Regions from separate parts of the Mus musculus genome. Here region 2 is linked to region 1. Evidence: chromatin loops called from intact Hi-C (ENCODE). Cell type or tissue: left cerebral cortex. All regions are shown on one strand. Links, peaks and the distances in the headings refer to the core of each region. The heading gives the core; the rest is flanking DNA. Region 1 has its middle 64 kb from the start of 4930429C20Rik. Region 2 has its middle 120 kb from the start of Gm41205.

What was found. Peaks named below come from ENCODE experiments on the same cell type or tissue, not always from the same donor. Only the 100,000 strongest peaks of a DNase experiment are listed, where the experiment ranks them.
Region 2: a loop joins it to region 1, with 3 times the contacts of the local background. A loop is called at or near these places in 6 of 42 quality-filtered maps.

Annotation. Positions count from the first base shown.
Region 1 is chr14:71,479,964-71,490,869 of GRCm38, forward strand. No RefSeq gene overlaps it. Among named protein-coding and RNA genes, the nearest start is that of 4930429C20Rik, 64 kb to the left of the region's middle. In left cerebral cortex, for the core only: no CTCF peak of the experiment used is centred there; DNase peaks (open chromatin) are centred at 6,467, 6,819 and 7,172.
Region 2 is chr14:72,295,300-72,306,205 of GRCm38, forward strand. No RefSeq gene overlaps it. Among named protein-coding and RNA genes, the nearest start is that of Gm41205, 120 kb to the left of the region's middle. In left cerebral cortex, for the core only: a CTCF peak has its summit at 4,935 (motif pointing left); a DNase peak (open chromatin) is centred at 4,922.

The DNA.
Region 1 (10,906 bases), core at 5,310-7,809:
TTGACTATACCATAACTACATGCAGTGTTGAAGTATTATGCTACCATGCTGAACTAGTTGTATGGTTTTGGCAAACATGATAGAGTAATAAACCAAAGCATATAAGGGATTTCAGAGTGTGCCTTTTCCCACTTGTGTTCCTCAACATCTGTGAAAAAGGTATTTGGTGGTACTGCGTTGGAAGAGGGATGTATGGAACAGGGCTGAGTTATTGGGGTACTGTGTTGGAAGAGAGATGTATGGAACAAGGATGAGTTATTGGGGTACTGTATTGGGAGAAGGTAACTTTGGGACAGGGCTGAGTTATTGCTGCTCAGCTTAGTTGAGGTCATAGGCATCCAAAACCTAGTCAACACTCTTCTGTGTAGGTATGTGAATGTATGTATGACTGGTGATCTTGCTGTATGTGCACGTGTGAAGGCTGGAGATCAACATGGCGGGTCTTCCATTTTCCATCATCATCTTATCTTTGATACAAGGACTTTCACTGAAACCTGGGGCTCTCTCTTTAGACTGGGCTGGCTTGCCAGTGAGCTCTGAAGTCTGTCTGTCTGCTCCTCACCAACTACAGAGTTATCAGATATGTATATACTGCTATTCCTAGCTTTTTAATGGGATGCCTTGGATCCAAATGCAAGTTCTCATGGCTGTGCAATCGTAAGTATCTTGCCCACTGACCCACTTTCCCAGCCTCTTCTTGAACATGAGCCAATTCAAGATCAGAAGAATCAGTCAGCTGGCTTTCAGATTTATGAGCTAAATAGTGATGAATATCTTATAACAGTGGATACTTAGAATTGAATCTAGGGTTTCCTGTGTACTAGGCATGGATTCATTGTAATCTAATCCCAAGATCAGTGAAGTCTGATTGTTTTTAGGGCTCTAAGTTTGAGAGTTACTTATTGCCTTCCATTACTGTGGTAGGATATAAGGGATACCTACACTGATCAGGGTATGAGCTAAGCAGTAATTGTCAATGCTGTAGTCTTTATTAAATTAAAGGAATTTCCTTTCATTTTTATTTTTCTAAATGCTTTTTTTAACCACAGATATTATTCAGTTCTATTTTATTGTTCAGTTTTATTATGTTATATTTTATTATGTTATTTCTGAGAATGGATGCCACTTTGAGGCACTCTTGGCCCAGAACTTGCTATACAGCCCAGATGCCCTCCAAGCCACATCAATTCTTACATCTCAGTAGTGCATAGGATGCAGTTACAGGTGTGAACTACCACATCCAGCTTTGCTGAGATTATTTTAAGCTTTTCTAATTGATGAGGTATTTCATATTAATAGACATTCTTAGAATAGCTTGTCTTGGCCTTCCTACGATGAGTTATTCTTGGTAACAGTTATCATTCCTTGATGTAGTATTTAATCCCATATGCTAGTATTTTCCTTAGGAATTTAGAATCTTTATTTGTAAGAAAAGATTTGCTTATAGTTTCCTATTTTGATTCAACTTTTTCATTTTTGGTATAAGGCATATGTCAACTTTGTAAAATGACTCAATTAGCTTTTCATCTTTGTCAGTGCTGCCAATCAAGTTTTATAAAATAGAAATTATATCTAATATAGAAATACTAATAGAGTTCATTATTAAATCCATTTGATCAGTGAATCTTTCTAACACCTTTCAACTATTTATTTATCATTATTAATTAATTTATTTAATAGCCTCTGACTACTGGCTCTAAGATTTCCTTCTCATTTTGAATTTTTTATACAATTTAAATTCATCTTGTGATTATAACCAATAATGTATATTATATTTCATTCATTGTCAAAAACTGCTTTTCAATCATTGTGGAGCAAAGTCTGATATAATAATCAAATATCAAGATATTCACTTCAGCAGCTATAGCTCAATGTTAGACCCAAGTTTACATCGTAATGTGACCTAAGATTGCTGCATATAGAAGTGTGACTGATTATATGTGTGACTAACATATGTTCTAATTTTGGGAAGATAGGTAGTGGGAGTGCCTGACACTTGGTGGTAGTTTTTACTATTGTAGAAGATAGGCTAAGAGTCATGATGTGGACTCAAGAGTATTGGAATAGTGAATACTTTTGCATGATTTATGAACATAATATATGAGAATACTTGAATCTTTTAAAATCTTTTAAAAACCAGGTCACCATATTTATTGCCTTAAATTGTCATTAATATGGATTTGAGGTTCAATCAGTGTATTGGTCAGTGTTAATTGTCAAATTGTCAGAATCCAGAATAACATAAGATATAAACCACTGAACATTATGGTAAATGATGTGGGGAAAGCCATCTTTATTGTGGGCAGGATCATTCCCTGGACATGGGATGCTTGGGTTCTGGCATCTAGTTTTATTGACAACAACAGTATTTATTGAGTGCTTAACAAGTAAAGACACTGCTCTCAGCACTAAAATAATGTCCAATTTGCAGATCAAGAAAGGGAAATACAAAGGACTACATGACTGTTCCATGGTTACCAGTTTCTCATTGATGATACTGAGACTCATTTCCTAAGAGTTGGGAGCAGACTATATTGTCAGTCTGTCACAGTAATGCCTCTGACTCCCTCCGACTCTAGCCTTTCCATCTGTTTACCACAGGGCCTGGCTCAGAGCTGGCCTTCCAGCATTAGATAGTTCAGATTTACAAAAGGATAGAAAAAAATGAAGCAAGCCAGAAACCGAAGAGTAAAAACGGGATGAGGTCTCATGGAGTGAATTTATTACCCCCCCAAGTCAAGACTGATCTCAGCCATGCAAACAAAAATAATGGAATGTCTATCTCACATCACTGTTGGAAGGATTTTTCTCAATCAAGTCTGACACATACTTAATACCTAGTAAACACTTTTTGTCAATTGTACCGATGACCATAAGACTGAATTTCTGCCAGCTGCTGAGGTTCTATTGATGTCATTTTGCTTCTTGTTACTCAGTGTTCTCATTTGCCAGACAGGGGCAACCTCTTGGCTTTATGATCATGTGATATGTGGCCCACATTGGAAACTTAAAGATATGAGAATGCGGGTTAGAGGTCACTGACGAACAAAACCTTTGCTTAGGGTAGTTGAGGATGCTTCTTATGTCATGGAAGCAGCTTTTTATCCAACTCAGCTCCTTTCACTCACCTCAAGTACCCAGAGAGACAACATGACCTGGGGTGAAGTGGAGAGTAGTATCCATAGAAACATCCTCCATGTGCCTTCATGGTTCCTCAGGAATAGAACTGATGGACTGAACAGACATACAAAATTCAGGATGCTCAGTTAGATTTGAATCCTGAATAAACAATAATTGTTTAGTATAAACCTGTCCCATAAGACATTTAGAATAATTATTTGTCGTTCAAACTCAGTTCCCTGGTTTCCTGATGCTATAGCCACTCTCTCAGATAGAAAGGGGGCAGAGAATCTGCATTTGTTCAAGCTGTCGCTGGGAGTCAAACTCACAAATTCTAGGACCTCTGCTTTTGTTTCTCCTTGTTGGGAGCAAAGGACAGACTAGCTAAGTGATAGTATTTGTGTGCTATAAATTACGAAAAGAGGAACATTTCTTAATTTAATAAAGCAGTTATTATATCTTGAATACAGAACAATCAATTATCTAGCATAAATGTACCAGACTGTGGTTTAATGGAAATCTGTATCTACAACCTATTGTTGCTGTTGAGTTAGAAGTAAATATGTTCTAATAACCAACTGGTATTTATTTAATGTACAATAACACGCCTGCTAAGCTTAAATGAAATGCACAGTTAATTAAAACCATCTCTGTACCATGTCCTCTAGGGGAAAACACTTTACACACAATCTGACTTGGGAGCTTTTTTTTTTTTTTTTTCTTTTTTAACCTTCACTTTCACAACTGAGCCCCTGTTGGGAGATTTTAATATGATCTGTTTGGGGGGTTGTCTTGAAAATAGATTTGCTGGGCAATTTTCATCATGTTTATAGCCATAGAAATCCTATTTATTTATCTACTGTGGAGAAAGCTTCAGGGATCCCACAAAGCAAAAATCCCAGGTTGGCTCCCTAATCTAGCCACTTGTGGGTGGGGTCATATGTGAGTTTGTCTTCTGTTCCGGTATGAATCTGTAATTTTCCCCTACAAACTCACATGTTGAAGGTTTAGTTCAGCTGATGGCAGGCATATTTTGGGAGACTGTAGAAATTTTTGTGAAGTGGGTAGTAGCCAGAGAAGTCATGTGTCTGAGTGCTCACCATGGAAGCTTCTACTGGGTCTCCAGTTCTCTTCTTTCTCTGCCTCCTGGTAGGCCAGGAAGGAAAAAAACTTCCTCTCCCACATTTTGTCTTCCGTTTTTGTTTGTTTGTTTGTTTGTTTGTTTGTTTGTTTTAGAGACAGGGTTTCTCTGTATAGCCTTGGCTGTCCTGTAACTCACTCTGTAGACCAGGCTGGCCTCGAACTCAGAAATCCTCCTGCCTCTGCCTCCCAAGTGCTGGGATTAAAGGCCTGTGCCGTCATCACCCGGCTTTCCTTTCTTGTTTTACCCAAGTGCATGTGCCAAGCGATCATGGACTGAACTCTCTGAAAAACTATATCCCCAAACTAGACTATTCTTTGTTCTAAGTTGTTCATGTTGGGCATTCTGTCATAGTGACAAGGAAAATAACTTTAGACTCTTGCCAGCTTGCAGCTCAACCTTTGCTTGAGTCTGAGTTTCTACTGTGTGAAATAAATATAATCCCTTAGATTGTTTCCCAGCATGTCTAAGAGACCAGGCAGCCCAGAAAACCTAACTTAACCTTGACTTCATAAATGGGTCTTCCTGGTATGGTGGTGGTGTCCAGTGCTGTGTGAGTCCAGGTTTGAGGCTGTCAAGAAATGGCTTCAAAATATTTGGACACTTCTTTGTTACTCAAATTTTATTCGATTCCTGGGTGCTTATTGGACTCCAGCACACATTTGGTAGACAAACTCCCACCCCCATCTCTCTCACAGAGGCATACAGTTAAGTTTATTCAATTCAAGGAGGCTTTCCAAACCTCTGAATTTGTTCCCTTTCCTGCAAAGTGGGCATTGTGTCTTCCCTACAAATTACACAGTGACCGTGAAGTTCAAATGAGACAATGTATGCGCACACACTTTCAGAAGTCAGAAAAATTAACATATAAATGTATATTTCCCCAATTGCAACAGTTCATGAGCGCTCACATGGGATTTGCAGATTTGTTGAGTGCTGAGGATGGAGCGTGACAACCTGTGAGTGCCAGGGCAAGCTTGGTGGGCCGGGGAGAGATGAGTAGCTCGGCCTCCCAGAGGACTCCTGGGTTGAGAGCCAGCCAAACAATTAAAGCCTGATGTTCATGTAGGCTGTGGAGAATAGAAAGTACTTTTGAAGCCATGACCTCATCTGCTTCTTACAGCGTCCTTATGAAGATGACAGAGTAGGTAAGCTTTCTCTTCCCTATCTTATAATAAAAGAAACGGAACCTCAGAAAAGAGCAACATGGGGTGCGAAGTCATTCGGTGCTGTGGATGGAGGTAGTGGTTCTGAGTTAATAAAACCTGTTCTGTGATGCAGGGCTTAGCTGGTGAGGTTGGACTGAATTTCAGGGCCCCTTTCCTTTTCAGGATGCTCCTAGGCAGGATATAATCAAGACAGGATGAGCACATATGGTAGTCGGTAGGAAGGCTGATGAGGCCCAGCTGCCCCAAAGGAGGTCCTGGAGATTGCTGACCTTCTATGGAAGACTCCAGGCTTCCCTAATGCTGAGGTTGTGTCCATGCTGTTCTGAGTGGCCATGATAAAAAGTTAATATCCAATTTCAGTGGGAAGCCATAGCTAACTATAATTACTCGGGTGTGTTGATAGTAAGGGCTGATGCAATTATAATTCCAAGGTCATGGAGAAGTGCACTCAGCAAGAATTTGTACTAGAATGGTCCTTTTTCTTTGGTCTTTTAGAATTTTATGGCGTTTCCTGGGATTACCTTTCCCTTCTTCTTATTCTGGTGGACATTTAGAAATGGGGTTCAGGCTAAATGGGGAGCTATGGGTGTTTTTGTCTGTACTGGGGTTCACTGAGTTTTGATTTCCTTGTGCTAGTCTAGCTCATTTTGTTTCAGAGTAGCCTTAGGTCCTGGTTGCTTTATCCTGCCCTACTTTTTTTGATTTGCCATCCTAGAAATAAGGAGGAGAATGAAGGTGACTTCCAAATGTTCCATTGTGATTTGGAGGTCCACCCAGGAGATGCTATATCCAGGCCCTGGAGCAGCTGGCAGGGCTGTCTGGCCAGGAGCAACGGCTTGGGCTTCCCACAAAGTGACCATTAGCAACGTGTGGCCTTTAGAGTCATAATGATTGCACATGAACATCAAATGAAAACAATAGTTCTTAAATATCTCTAGCCACATTCACTTCAAGTGCCCAGTAGCTGCAGGAACGCCAAACTATCATTCGGCAGAGTGGAATGTCAAGTGTTTCCATGACTACAGAAAGTTATATTGGTTTAACACCGAAGATGGTCCTGAGAGGAAGTTGGCTGGTCATCGGGGACACCAGGAATGAAATCCCAGAGAAGAGAAATTTGAGATCCAGTCCTGCTTGGCCTATAATCTTGGACCTGTCAAAATCTTGTGACTTTGGGCGAGTCATTCAACCCTTCTAAACCTCGGAACAATGGAAATTCAACTATTCTGCTGGACAGCATACATTATCTGGGGCCAGTTATACTTGTGTTGCCTAATTTGTCTCCATTCCTGCACACAAAGGAAGCTGTCGCTTGTCTATTTCTCCCTACTTTCTTTTCTTCTTCCTACTCCACCTCCATGTTCCACCTGCCATCCTCCTAGCATGGCCAAATTTAGCAAATAAAAACACGGGCTTCGAGTTAAACTAGACTCTCACATAAGCAACAAATGGCTTTTATAGCACATGCGTGTCTCATTCAATATTTGGGACATATGTATATTTAAAATAGTTAGACTGAGAAGGAGGGGTTGGTACAAAGGGGAATAGTTTGGGTGCTTCTCTATTTTTATTGATGGATAGGTTATATAATCATTTTTCTACTGTGCAAGCTCCTTCCCATAATGCCTTTGATTAATCATATGCATACCCAATTATGTATGGGCATTATATGGTAAATAATTGATTGTCCCTGAAATGTTACTGGAGGATATAGTTTTGACTTACTGTGCAAGCACTTGAAACTAGTTCAGGCCAGATTGGCCCTTCTTTTCTTCTAGATACTTCTGCAGTGGTTTCCACTAACTGTGTCTGAAACCATTTGATTGTCTAGTAGCTAGCTTAATGTATTTGTATAAAAATATTTGGTAGAGGAGCAAAAAAAAAATGAAAAAAGTCAGGGGTCTCATGGAAGGGCTTTGTAGTCATGTCAGAGAAGTAACCAACTTGGGCAGAACACATTGCCACCATGGATTTCATCTCGGGCTTTGGGTTTTATAAGCATTAGCATATAACTATAATAGAAGAAACTCATTTTTTCAAATAAGGCATCATGTGGAGCCTTAGAATACTTGAAATATTAGAGGGATTCCAGTGCATGGCAGAAATGGGGAGGGATCAGAGATGGTCTGCTTGCCTGATCTTCAGGAAAATCCTTCAGAAAAGTTGAAGCCAGGTTCTATTATCCTCGAGTTGTTCAGAATTCAGTTCTCTCTGACTTGGTTTGCCCTGTGCATGCTCCAGGGCTTGGGTAAAACACAGCATCAGACAAAATGCAGAAGAAATGTTAGGTACTAGCTGCTCCCCTCTCCCTCCCTCCCTCCCTCCCTCCCTCCCTCCCTCCCTCCCTCCCTCCCTCCCTCCCTCAGCCCCGCCAGCTCCTTGGCAGAAGGCTGCAGATGTCACTGTGCCTGCTTTGCTTCACTGCCCCTTTCCTCATCTTGGACTGTAAACATCAAACTGATCTTTTGACAGGTTGTGACACACTCCAGGGCTGGAGGAATTTGTAGCTGTCAGAGAAGGCTGGCTGATAGTTCTGCTTCTCAGAACACTGCTGGGTGCATCTCTCTGTGTAGATGTCCCACCTCCATAGACAGGTGGTACCTGGAAACCTCAGTCCGTTTTTTCCTTCACTTGGGGCTGGACTTATCCTGGAGGGAGTGGAGGATGCAAAGGCTTTGTCGTAAATCACAGTTAGCAGCAGTTCCCTTTTAGGTTTTGTTAAATAGTACTTGTCCTCCCAGAAGAGAGTAGGAGCCAGTAGGATGGTAGTGTCAGATCTATGTATCTTTGGAGGATAATAAGGAGGGAGGTATTCTTCATAAACCATATCTTTCTGTTGCATAAGAGGCTTCCCTCAGTTCATTCCTTCCTGCATCTATTAGAAGATCGCTGAACTGGGGAGGGATAGGGGCCCTTTTGTAAGTAAGAAAATGAGACAGGGTTTAGATGAATTCTTAGTTAGTGGTAATTGTCTAAATGTTCAGAAACAGCTTTAAGGCAAGACCTGTGACACCAAAGGCTAAGGTACTTTTCAGGTTCTTATGTCTATCAGATATTATTATAACTGTTTCATACGTCAATTCACTTGTTTTCTTCACAAACAGCCAGAGATGCATGGATTAGTACTGTGCCAATTCCAGATGTTACAATTTGAGTGCAGAGTGTCCCTCACAGGCCTGCAATTGGAGTGCCACCTCCTCAGCTTGTAGCACTAATCTGAGAGGCTACAAAATCTTTAGGAGGAGGAGCCTAACAAGTGGGTCATGAGATGTGAACCTTTCTTTAGAAGTATCTCTGGCCTCACCTCCTGCCTTGCTCCGTTCATCCTGGGCTGCTGGAATATGAAAAGTCTCTGCTACATAGCCCTGTGGCCATAAGGGGATTTCTCTGAACTGCCTTTCCACCATGAATGATGAAACACAAGACCCAAAGTTTTATCACAGACATAAAAGTAACTAGTACCATAGAGAGGGTGATTTGGGGGCTCTGGAAGGTTAACCATTCCTCCAAGATCGTCACTGGGGAGAGACAAGGCTTTGGTCTGAATTCAGGTGACACGTCCCCAGTGACTGCTTCTCTAGCTCCGCATGCTCTGCCGAGTTGTCATGAGGTGAAAATGGACCAGCATTGATAAGCACTTAAAAAAGCATAAAATTATTATGCAAACACAAGGTATTTTATGGATGGCTTGCTCCATCCCCAGATACTGGGATGACAGTCAAATTTGACTTTTTAATTGAAGGCAAGCTTGTCAAAAGGAGGCAGGGAACTTAGGCCAAGCCGACTTTAATAACACCTGTGTTCTCTGACCCCTCTTGGAAGGATTTGTTTTCTATTCACTAAATTTCTGAGTCAGGGTGTTTTGAGAATTTTTCTGGGCATTTCCCCTACTCAAGCAGAGAGATAACGTGTGTGTGTGTGTGTGTGTGTGTGTGTGTGTGTGTGTGTGGCTGTCTTGGGACCACAGGCTCAGGTAGCCTGGGATATTTGACCTGGACATTTCCTTGTCTCAAGAAGACTCAGGCTACACCTGGAGTTGGTTTTCTCATTGATTCAATGGTCCCATAAACATGTTCAATGTACACTGGTGTTTCTGCACTCAGTGAGATAAGTGAACCATCCCATTGTGTGTGCAATCCTGATTCTAGAAGGTGGGATGTGATGGATGGGGTGGTGGAATTGTAGCTTGATTTTCTTTGACCTCTTTGGTCCCTGTGCTGGTTGATGTAATCACTTAGGAAATAAGCTTCTACACATACCTGTGAAGACCTATGCCCATCTGTAGGCATTGCTGTGGGGGGCTTAGATCAAGCAATACCCTCAAACTGCGAGGCAAAGAAACCCTTTCTTCATTAAGTTGCTTATGTCAGTGCACTCTGCCACAGAAAAATAATGACTGAGAAACAGAAAAAAGGACTGAGGCATTGCCAGTGGATTTGATCCTGAGTTATTCTTGCTGAATTTTTGGGTTTCTATGTCCTTGTCCATTTGACATCCCAGAGCCACTTCTAAAGTATTATTATAAGCCTATTGTTCTCAGACACAGTTCCCACCCACATCTTAGGATATCTTACCACACCTGCTTGCCAAGTTCTTCCTTGTTATGTGCCAATTAGTGTCACTACATACTTCAAAAGTGAGACTAACAACGGTGTGAATGAAGCAGAATGATGTTAACCCAAGAGGCCCGCTTCTCCCCGTGGTCCAGGTGTCACCCTCATTACTCTCTTGGTGTGAAATCCAAACACTTAGGATGAAATTTGTGAGGTCGTTGCTCTGGTTTGTCTGTTTCAAAGGAGCATTATTTTTTTGTTCTTTCCCTTTTCATTCCCTGGAATCCAGGCTAAAGGCTTTCAAGAAAACGCAAACCATAATCAAATGAATAGTAAGTCTTTTAATTCTTATAATAAAAACCCTACAAAAAAATTAGCTGCCACAAATTGAGCAGCCGCTTGTGACAGATGCTGTGCTGGGCACATTATAGCTCTCCTCTAGTTTTATGATGGAAAGTGGATCAGCATCTTAGGATTATGTAAGTGGGACACTTAAGAGGAAGAAGTCGATAATCTATGTTAAATGAGAATTCTGCCTTTCACACCTGATCACTAATTTTTTTCTCATTGCACCATGGGAAATCTCAATGAACCAGTGGGATCCACAGCAGACAGTTCCTGGGACAAATGAGCAATAGACCATGTGTAATTGGAGGACCCAAAGGATTTATGGAAACACTGTTAGAACCTTTACACACATCTAGTCCTAAGCATATATTAAAGTCAGCAAAGATGAATCGTGATCTTATCATTCATGATTCAGCTACAAGGGATCTGAAGGGGAAGAGACAGTTTCTAACATATGCCTTTGTTGCTTCCAATAAGGCCTTTATGGTTATGGGAGACACAATAAAAGAAATGCATAAGTGTTAAGTAGACATAAGATAAAGTTGCAGACATGTAAGGTAGATGAAATGTGCTAA
Region 2 (10,906 bases), core at 3,985-6,484, 810 kb after region 1:
CACTTTATCTTAGTGGATTTATGGGCTCGTAAAGATGCTTTCATGTATCTCGGGGAATTGGGATTAAAAGAGAATTAAACATCTTCGCAGCAAACCTGCTCAGGTAGAGGGAGTCGTGGGAGGGACTGGAGTCGCGGGATGGGGGTGGGGCAGAGAACAGCGAGTCAAGGGCAAGAAATAAACCGAAGTAAAAACCTGGCAAAAATATGGCTTTAATATATTGTTAGAGAATAAAAACCTCATAAAAAGTTATCACCAGACACGAGGAGTGTGTAATGTCGCCCATTGTGATTCTGGGAAGGAACCTGCTGGGATCCGAGTGTCATTAAGTCTAAGTAAACCGGGAGCTGGCAGAGAAAGGTGCGCAGGGTGAGCATGGCAGAGCTACAGGAGAGGCAGCCTGTCAAAAGGCAAGGAACAATGGGACAGGAAACGCTGGTGTCTAAAGATCCCTGGTCCTGTCCTGCAAGGAGAGGCTAAAGAACTGATATATAGGCCTGGCTTGGGGCAACCACCCCAAGATTTCACAGGAAAACTTAAATCTCTGGTCTTAACTGGAGGGAGGGGGGCGGAACTGCCTCCTCCAGGACCCAATGCAACGGCTGAATAAACTAAAGCAAAAGTCTTTCTTGGTATTTTTTTTCTCTCCTCCCAAATCCTGGTCAAGTCTCCATTCCTGCAGCTTTTGCCATCTCCCCTCCCTCTGCTTCTCCCCAACCCTCATGCCCAGGTGCAAACTACTATTATCTGTCACCTAATCTAGCACAAATCCCATTCTCATTAGCATCCTCCAAACTCATTCTCTCTCTGCATGGCTGTGCTGGGAGGAGCTTCTAAAAATTCAAATCACAATATGGAGTTTCTCTCGCTTAAAGCTCTGCAGGGACCCCAAGATGAAGGAAGGGTGAAGTGCATAATGCTTAACCTGGTAGAGAGAGTAGACTCTAACTAGACCTACGCAGATGTATCCTCCCATGCCCACCCTTGCTTCTGTTCCCACTCCAGCACACAGAACCTGGGTTCTTCCCTTGCCTATGACTGGAAATCCAGACCCCTCCCTCTGCACAGTCAATTCCCTCAGTTTCAAAGCCTCATCTCAAATGTCACCTAGAGGAGTCCTGAGGGGCCGCCAACCAAACATTATCAAAGTTCTGACTCTCCTACCTAGCACATGTCACATCTTGGGTTCTGTATTTACTCATGCATTTAAATTTAATATCTGAGTCTCACACTAAACTATAACCTTTTGAGGGCAAAGAATGTGCCTATTTCTTATTCATTATATCCCCCAGGGCTTAACACCCTACCCAGCTGGCACTCAGCCTTTAATCAATATTGTTTCAGCAAAAGAAAAAGTCCTTAGATTTCTTTTAAATAGAAGTTTCTGTGTTTTGGATATGGGCTCCTGAAAAGGTCACGTGTGGTTTCCAATTTTAAGTAGTAGTGACTCTGGGAGTGGGGGTGGGGGTAACAAGGGGTTAAAAATTATAGGTGAAAACAATTATAGATGGAAGGTGAAGTAGATGAGTAGGTCATGGGGAACCACTCTCAGAAGATTATATTGTGAGTTAGTCGTCCACCCACTCACTCCCAAAATAAGGTGAATGGTCCCTGAGAGACCACATGAAGATAACTCCTGGGTTCTGCACACATTCACACACACAATGCACACACACACACACACACACACAATGCACACACACACACACACACACACACACACACACACACACCAAACAAATGCTACCAAACACACAGAGCAAGCCTGGTCCCTCCTCATTCTCTAGCTTCTTTGCTTACACAAACACACACACACACACACACACACACACACACACACACACGGTTCCACACATGGTATCCCATTCCACTTCTCTGACATGTTACATCCTAGACAAGATACTTGTGTTCGATGTTACCATCAGCCAAAGAACCTTCTTTCCTTTCTACATCGCCCAGTGTCAGGTGTCCTGTTATAGTAACATGGACGAAACTACTTCAGAGCTTCAGTGTTTCCATGACTAAAGGAGAAGGGAAATTTGGAAGGAGATACAAAAAGGTTTTCTGGATAAGCTGGAGGCTGGAAATATAGATGAGGTTGGGAAAACCAAGCACAAACTCCAGAGGTACAGTGGCCTGTTGTGGGGCCATCATTTATCACTTTGTTCCCTTCAGTACTTCAGTGTCAATAACCTGTAAGATTTAGGGGTCTGTGGGGTTGGAAAATGCTAGGTGAATGCCTACTCTCACAAGGTGAGAGTAGGAGGATTGCTAAGATGAGGGCAGAGAATCCAGAGATAAGAACAAGGTGTCACCCCCACATCCAGACCGAGCTCTGGAATCTGATCATGACTGCAGGAAAGCAGGTTGGCCATCTCCGCAGCCTTGCAAGGCCACCATCAGTGATTAGGTTATGATGGCTCTGGACCTGGACCACGAAATGGGACTGCTCAGACTTGGAGGAACCAACTGACCAGCTGATCTAATGACCCAGACATGAAAAAAAAAAAAAAAGCACCTCTCATTTTTTTATTTATACAGGGAACGTGCACAGACTTGTACCCAGAGCAGCCCATCCTGAGTGTCAGAGCTTGCCTGAGAGGCCTCTGTAATGATGCTAAGTTTGCCTAGCAGTGCACTGGCTTAGCTTTAGACCTTTATTAAACCTCTGGTGGCCTTGACTGCTCGGGACACCCCCTTCCAACAATACCAACTCCATTTCAAAGCGTCTTTCAGGTCACTCCTCTGTTTCACCTACTGGGTCTTTTATCCCTTACACCTCTGCTCGCCATTTAGCCAACAGATATTTGTGTTTGCGTATTTGAACATCTGTGGGTCAAACATTTCTCTGAGTGTCAAAGAAACAAACTAAAAGTCCCTGAAATTTTAGGGTCTAAGTGCTACACACAGACATACCCATATACACAAATACCCTCCACACAAATGGATGCTAAACTCCTCTTGGGAACATTAAAAATGCACTATATTGTGGGACATGGCAGTCCACATGTATGTAATCCCAACACTTAGGATTCAGAGGCAGGAGGATTGGGAATTCTAAGCTAACCGTAACTATGTAACAAATAACTTATCTCAGAAAACAAAGGGTTTTTGTTTTGTTTTGTTTTGTTTTAATTTTTAAATAGCCACTAACATATTCTTCCTTCCAAGCAGCAGAGTGGTACTTCTTAGATGCCTGATGTAAGGTCAGGCACCATGCTGAGCTGCTAGGTGCTGTTGGCACAGTAAATACAACATTCCCTGCCTGTGAGAGATGAAAGGTGAGAGATAAACACACATAAAAATAAACCACAAATAATAGGTATTGTGAAGAAAGCAGGTAGGACTACTAAGAAAGAATAAATAGAACCCAATTAAGGTCATGGCGTCTCTAAGGAAACCACATGTGGTGGTTTGAATATGCTTGGCCCATGGGAAATAGCACTATTAGGATATGTGGCTCTGATGGAATAGGTGTGGCCTTGTAGAAGAAAGAGTATCACTGTGTAGGTGGGCTTTGAGGTCTCCTAGTGTTCAAGCTCCATCCTGTGTGGAAGAGACCCTCCTGCTGGCTCCCTGCCTAAGCCAGTCTCCTGCTTTGGTCTTTTGATCAAGATGTGAAACTCTCAGCTTCCAGCCCCTAGTCTGCCTGGATGCTGCCATGCTTCCCACCATGTTTATAATGGATTGACCCTCTGAAACTGTAAGCCAGCCCCAATGAAATGTTTTCTTTTGTAAGAGTTGCCTTGGTCATGGTGTATCTTCACAGACACCATCTCCACCACCACCATAGACCAAGGCATCTCACCTTTTACTTAGCTGCTTAAGTGCAAAAGAACCCTAATGGAGAGACCACATTTCCAAAGATACCAGGAAGACATGGAAGGATGCAGAAGAACTGGTCTGTGGAAGGGTAGAGGAAAAATGCACACCCTTCCATACATACTGCAAAAAACCTTTCAGTAATAGAAAGATGGTCCACTGAAGAAGCCCGGTGTGGTTGAAGACAACTAGGGAGATATCAGTTAGCAATGAATTCACGAAGCACTCAAGGGCTGCATCTTAGAAAGCCTTCTGGGTCCAGATGAAGATTTTGCATTGTACTTAAATTCAACAAGCCAATACAACGTTTAAGACAGTGGCTGTGGAATGTTTGGTGCACTGGAGTAAGGATGGACAGATGCAGTGGAAAGACTTTCTCAGCCAAGTAAAAGGTGAGATGCCTTGGTCTATGGTTGTGGTGCAGATGGTGTCTGTTTGAAAATAAAACCACACAGCTTACACTGTGATAGAGGGGGTACTTCTATTGGCCTTCAACAGCTTTATTACCTGATATATATCAGTATTTTAGATGTCCATAAAATTTCTTCCTCCTGGGCACCTTCATCCAACTTGTAGCATTATGGATTCATTCTTTATCTTGTGCCCTGGGGTTCTTAGCAATAATTGCAGGGTCTTTTGAGTGAACTCTACCTTCGTTGCAAGTAATTTTGGTGCTTTGACAGACTGTCTTACATTTGAGCTTGGTGTTCTCTTATGGCCCCTGTGTTATTCAAACTTGATTTTGCTATGACAAATGTCTGGGGATAAACGGCTTACGAAGAGGAAAGATTTATTGGGTTCACGATTTTACCCCTTAGAAAGCTGGTTCCATGTTTCTGAGCTTCAGGTGCAACTGGGTATCATGGTGATGGGAGAACCTAGTGGAGGAAGCTGTTCACCTTAAATAGGGAGGCAACAGAGGATGAGAAAGAACACCACCACCACCACCACCACCACCACCATCACCACCAAATAAATAAATAAATAATAATAATAAAATTAAATAAAATTAAAAAACAACCACAAAACCCCACTTCTGGCTCCTCCACAGCCTCTATCTCCTGTTTTACTAATTTCTGAGAATGGCACCACCTGCTGGCAGCTACACATACTACACATGAACCTGTAGAGGAAGCTCTATTCTGATGCCTTAAGGAGTCGGGGTCTTGAGAAGGTATTCTAAAGAACAAGGTCAAAGGCAGGATGTACTGGATTCAGAAAAAGCAAACTGGATTCCTAGTACTAGCTCATTCTCAGAGTCCTTTATAATCTAGGACAAGATGTTTCCTGCTATTCATCATTATTAAGGACCTACCATGTGACAAGATGTCCCATGTAACCCCAAGGAAGTAATACATGACAAAGAAAACACCAGTCATGGTTAAATGAGAACTCTTCCCCCACAGACTCTGGTGTCAGAACACTTGGTCCCCAGCTGATGGCACTTGTCTTGAGATGTCGTGGAAACTTTGAATGGGTCTTATCGGGGAGACGGTACTAGGAGTGGCCCCTTGGAGGTTAAACCTACTTCCTGTTATCTCTATTTGGTGCCGTGAAGTAAGTAGAGCCTGGCCACACAATTCCTCCACTGTGAACCAACATCATGCCTTCCACACCAAGGTGTACTTGAACTCTGAACTAGTGAGGAGAATAAATGTTTCTCCTTTATAGTTTTGTCAGGTATTTTGTCACAGGAGTAAACTAATAGAGACCTTTGTGCTAAATTGCTTTGAGTGACTGAGTGTCTACTAGGTCTAGCTGTAGTAGCTTCAAGCTTGAGGAAGCAGGACAGCCTTGACCCAGGTCAGGATCTCAGGTCTCCCAGGAGCACTTATATGTACTAACTGTTCCTTGGCCTTGTCCTCGCCCCTCTCGCAGGAAGACAGTGGCTTTGAGGAAAATGTCTTGGCAATTGGCTCATGTGTGATTGATAAGTTTATGGTTCTGGGAGGCGTCTAGGCATCTGGGCATAGATCTCAATAATTAATCCTAGGAGGTCTTTAATGACAGAGGAGATTGTGCCATGTGAAAGTCGCTTTAATACTAAACAGCTTGTGTTATCTAACAAATGAGAACATTTCACACCCAATAAACGTCACTTTTGATAAGTGCCACCAGCGCTCATAAATCTGACAAATAACTCAGCAAGATGGCACACAGGCTCGTCCTTCCCTAGCTCATCCTTCACAGGGTTCCCTCCTCTTGCTGTGCTTTTAGGTAACAATGGGCCAGAGTCCTCTCCATCACCACATGAGCCCCAGGGCACAGGGTTAGGGAGGCTTACAGTCACTGCTCCATCACATGAAGGCCACACCACTTCCACAGGGAAGCTTTGTTTCAGGTGAATGTGGGTCATTCTCAGTCCCTGTGTAACAGATTCAAAGAGATTTTTTAAAGCTGTTTTCTTCTCATTTCCGTTATTCAGAAGCCATCAACAACAGATGAGAGTTGGCTTAAATGATAAAAGTCGTTCCCCGGCTCATCATCAAAAGCATTAGTGATTAAAAGGGAACTGCCAAGATGTACTCTGTCCCCTCTGGGCTGATGGTAGATCAACTCTATTTACTAATCGAGAACCTTCTTATCCTGTATATCACAGTCTCTCAGTACAAGTCTGTGCCTGGGTGACCATGGAGGATGGGAGAGTCTCGGCTCCATCGGGAAGGAATAAATACAAGAAAAACTGAAAACTGGCCTGTGTGAGTCCAAAACACACACACACACACACACACACACACACACACACACACACACGAAAAGCCAAAGCTATGCAGAGATAATGGAAAGAGTGGTTGTCAATATGTCTAATTGTATTCTAAATATCTATCCTATATACCTATATACCTATAGATAAATGTAGTTCTGGCCTCTCTTCAAGTAAGCTTCTTCGTGCAATAGATGGGGATTATTATAGAGTCAAAAATGCAGAAAATAAGTGACCCACAACTGATACATTTGCACTGCAATCATATAAGGCTCAGGGAAAAAATCTCAAAAGAAGGAACAAAAAGATTGCAAGAGCCAGAGAATCAGGACATCTGCTCCTAGATAGTGTCCCCTCAATCTTGACAGGGTATCTTACTAAGGTTTTTTTTGCTGTGATAAAACACCAAGACCAATGCAAGTTGAGGAGGAAAAGATTTATTTGGCTTACACTTCTACATCACTGTTTGTCATTGAAGGAATCAAGGACAGGAACTCAAATAAGGCAGGAACTTGGAGGCAGGATCTGATGCAAAAGCTATGGAGGGGTGCTGCTTAGTAGCTTGCTCCTCATGGCTTGCTTGGCCTGCTTTCATATAGACTCCAAGACCACCAGCCCAGGAGAGCACCATCTGCAATGACCTGAGCCCTTCCCCATTAATCACTAAATAATAATAATAATAATAATAATAATAATAATAATAATAATAATAATAATTGCCCTACAGACTTGCCCACAGCCCCATTGTATAGAAGCATTTTATCAATTGAGGTTTCCTCCTTTCCAGTGACTCTAGTTTGGGTTAAGTTGAGATCACACAGGGAGACATCATCCAGGAAATCTCACAAATCCCATTGTCTGAACAAGATCACTATAATGACCCATTAGTTGGCATGCCAACATAGACCTGGCCCCACGTCTAGATGAAGAGTTACATGAGGCCAATGGCTGTTAAGAAGGAATCAGTTTTCTCAAGGAATGAGTTCCTACGTAGGTTATCCAATCCTACAGAGTTAAGCCCTGAATAAATGTACTTGTGAGCAGTAAGAAACATAGTTAGCAGACTACCTATACATGCGTGCATACATGCATACATATGTATATACACACATACACATGTAAAAATATTAAAGAAGATATTATGAATCTAGAAGGAAGGGTGGAACATGGAAGGACATGGAGGAAGAACGGTTTGGGACTGGTATAAATATAGTGTTCACGTATCAAGTTCACAAAAAAGAAAAAAAAAGAAAAAGAAAAAAGCACTTGCCTGTGTTTGGAAGCACGGAGAGAGTGAGAGAAGGAATAGGAGGAAGGCAGGGCAGCTTCAGGAGCTGTGAAACTATTTTGTGTGATATAGATAATGGTGGATACGTTTAATAATGATGTATCAATATTGACTCATCATAGTGTCTTAGCTTTGAATTATATATGGTGTTATGAATAAAAACTTTGGTGGTACATGGAAACTCTGTGAAACCAAGAACAGCCATGACTTAATGTCCTTCATCTGTTCTGGGCTCAGCACCCACCTCATTAGGCATCTTCAGTCTTAGAAGAAGAATTAAGTCATGGTATTAGCAGAAGGAGGCAATAGTCTTTTACTTCATTCCTCCTCCTTTTTACTCTAAAGGGGAAGAGGAATGAGGTAGCTCCTGTTGTCAGAATAACAACGAGGGCATTTTCTGGCAGTCAGTTCATGAGCAAATGTGTCCTGTAATTGGAGCATCCGAGGTTCACTCGGCATCTGTGGTACAAATGTGCCTCCTCTCTATGTGTACAAATGTTAGCATAATTATTGCAACTAATATGATTGCAGCCCAGCCAACTTCTTCATTGGAAATTCAGCCTGAAAAGGGGCTTTGTGATCCATAGGATAGAGCAGAGCCCAGAGCAGCCTTGCAGTTTTATAGGACACCAGCACTATGGAAAAGGCCAGACCATAGTGTGTTGCTGCAGGCTCTGGTGATGCAGGGCTGCTCTATGGGCCCAGGACTCTTCCACCTTCTTCCAACCTGCTCAAGACTTTTAGAAAAACCTCCCATGGTACCATTGCCATGAACAGCCCACCATGACCCAGCCCTTTCCTCCCCTATCCTGCTTCAAAAGACTGGATTGTAGTGAGTTCCTGTCTCTCATGTCCCAGACCCTCCTCAGCCACCCCAAGAGCTGGCAACTCCTTTCTTTCTCCCCTCTGCCAGTTGTCACAAGACTAGTTGTCATGGGCCACACAGTCTTGAAGCACAAGCAACCATCTGTCTTGCAAAGTGGGAACTGGCTCAGATGACACTAGCCCCAGTGATAGTCTGGCACAGAATGTAGTGTTGGCTAGAAAGATATGAGAAACACCCTTAAAGGAAAAATGTGGGGCCAAAACTGTTATGTAACTCTGGGGCATGAGTCCTTGAGCTATTGGGAAAGTGAAGGGGTGTAAACTAAAATAGGGGCAGAGGAATGTCAAAGAAATTGGAAAAGTCCTTTCATCTAACCTTTGCCTGACACTGAGAAAAGACCATAGAAATGATTGTGCCATGGATTAAGGCACAGCAGTGCACACAAGTAATCCCAGCCCTGCTGAGGGAGAAGCAGAAGGATCCTGAGACTCTCTGACCAGGCAATCTAGCAGAATCAGTAAGGTTCAGGTTCAGTATCTCCCTCTCAAGGTTAAGCTAGAAAGAAACAAAGGAACATATCCAAAGTCAATCTCCAGCCTCCATGCACACGTGTGCTCATATATCTACACGTGCATGCACACATATGCACACATATACTATATATACAAATGTATATGTACATGATGTATATGTGTATGTGTATGTGTATGTGTATGTGTATGTGTATGTGTATGTGTATATGTATATGTATCAAGACAGAGATCTAAGGTCTCCAGAGTCTATGGCAGGAGTGTACTTCTGACACCATAAAGCCATATAGCCAAGGCTAGACGGGGAAGGACTGTGCCCACACATGAAGACAGTGCCTGGATTGCGCTCAGCGACAGAGCATCCTGGAGATCCCGCCTCCCGCTTTTATTCGTTTTCTGACCCTCTTTGCAGAGATTCTTTCATCCTTCCCTGCCCCCGATTTCACATGAAAAGCTGAAATGCACATTGGAGACCTGGCCGCCAGGCCCGTTTCTGAGAACGTGAACTTGCTGTCTGAGTCGGCTTCCTTCAGGGGATCGGACCCTCTCACTAACTTCCATGTTGAGCCTGAGGCTGGGAGGAGATAGAAAAAAAAAAAACAAAAACAAAAACAAAAAAACAAAAGTAGACCCATTTCCTTTCTCTCTCTCTTACTCTTCCTGTTTCCAAACGGGCCCAACTTCATCTGCATGTGCATACTCTAATCCTCTTTAAGCAGCTTCAGGCCCGCATTGGGAGCAGTGAAGTCTTTGCTAACAAATGCCACTCTGGCTGTCCTTTACCTCCGAAGGGAAAGGCGATGCTTCCTGTTCCGTATTCCAGGCGGCTGCACTGTCTGTGTGTTATTATGTAAAGTCTCTGGTTTGTTAATAGTTTTAGTTTCCCATGCATTTAAAACCTGGGTGATGGTGTACAGATAGGCAAGGGTTGGCTCTGAGTTGATGCAAATGAAAACTGAAAAGATATTAGACGGAAGGAGTCAGGAAGAATATCAGAAAAATCTGCTGTATAAATTAAAGCCAGGGCAGGCAAAGTCATATCCTGTCCTAGTATTGCTCAGGAAGGCTTGAACCAACATGAAAACACAAATTGAAAAAAAAAAAAAAAAAAAAGAATGCACTTTTTGCCATTCACTTCAAGTGGGAGTGGCACAGGACTTAATACATAGGAGTATGGAGCTGGCTATGTTCCTAACTTTCTTCCCTCCATACAGCTACATGCAGAATGAAGGATTCTATCTATGCTGAGTCAATGGGCTGCCTATGGTGTGTATATCTGTAATCATAGTACTTGGGAGATGGCGACAGAAGAACGAAGAGTTCTGGTTCAGCCATACACAGAGACACAGACACATACACTCACACACAGACACAAACACAAAAGAACACAGAGTAACAGACACTCACATGAATACACACACACACACAGAGAAAGAAAGAGAGAGAGAGAGAGAGAGAGAGAGAGATATTACCTTGAGATTTTATCCCACCCCTTAGAACGGCAGTCATTGAGAAACAAGTAACAACGAATGTTGGTGGAGATAAAACAAAGGAAAAACTCCTAGACACTTGTGGTCTGGATGTAAAGTAGTCCAGCTAATATGATAATTCATCAAGAGAGCAGAATTGATTTAACATATGACCCAGCTATTCCACTTCCCAGTATTAACCCAAAACACCCCAAGTGAATGTGTCACAGAGATACTTATTACAGCAATACAATACGTACAATAGTT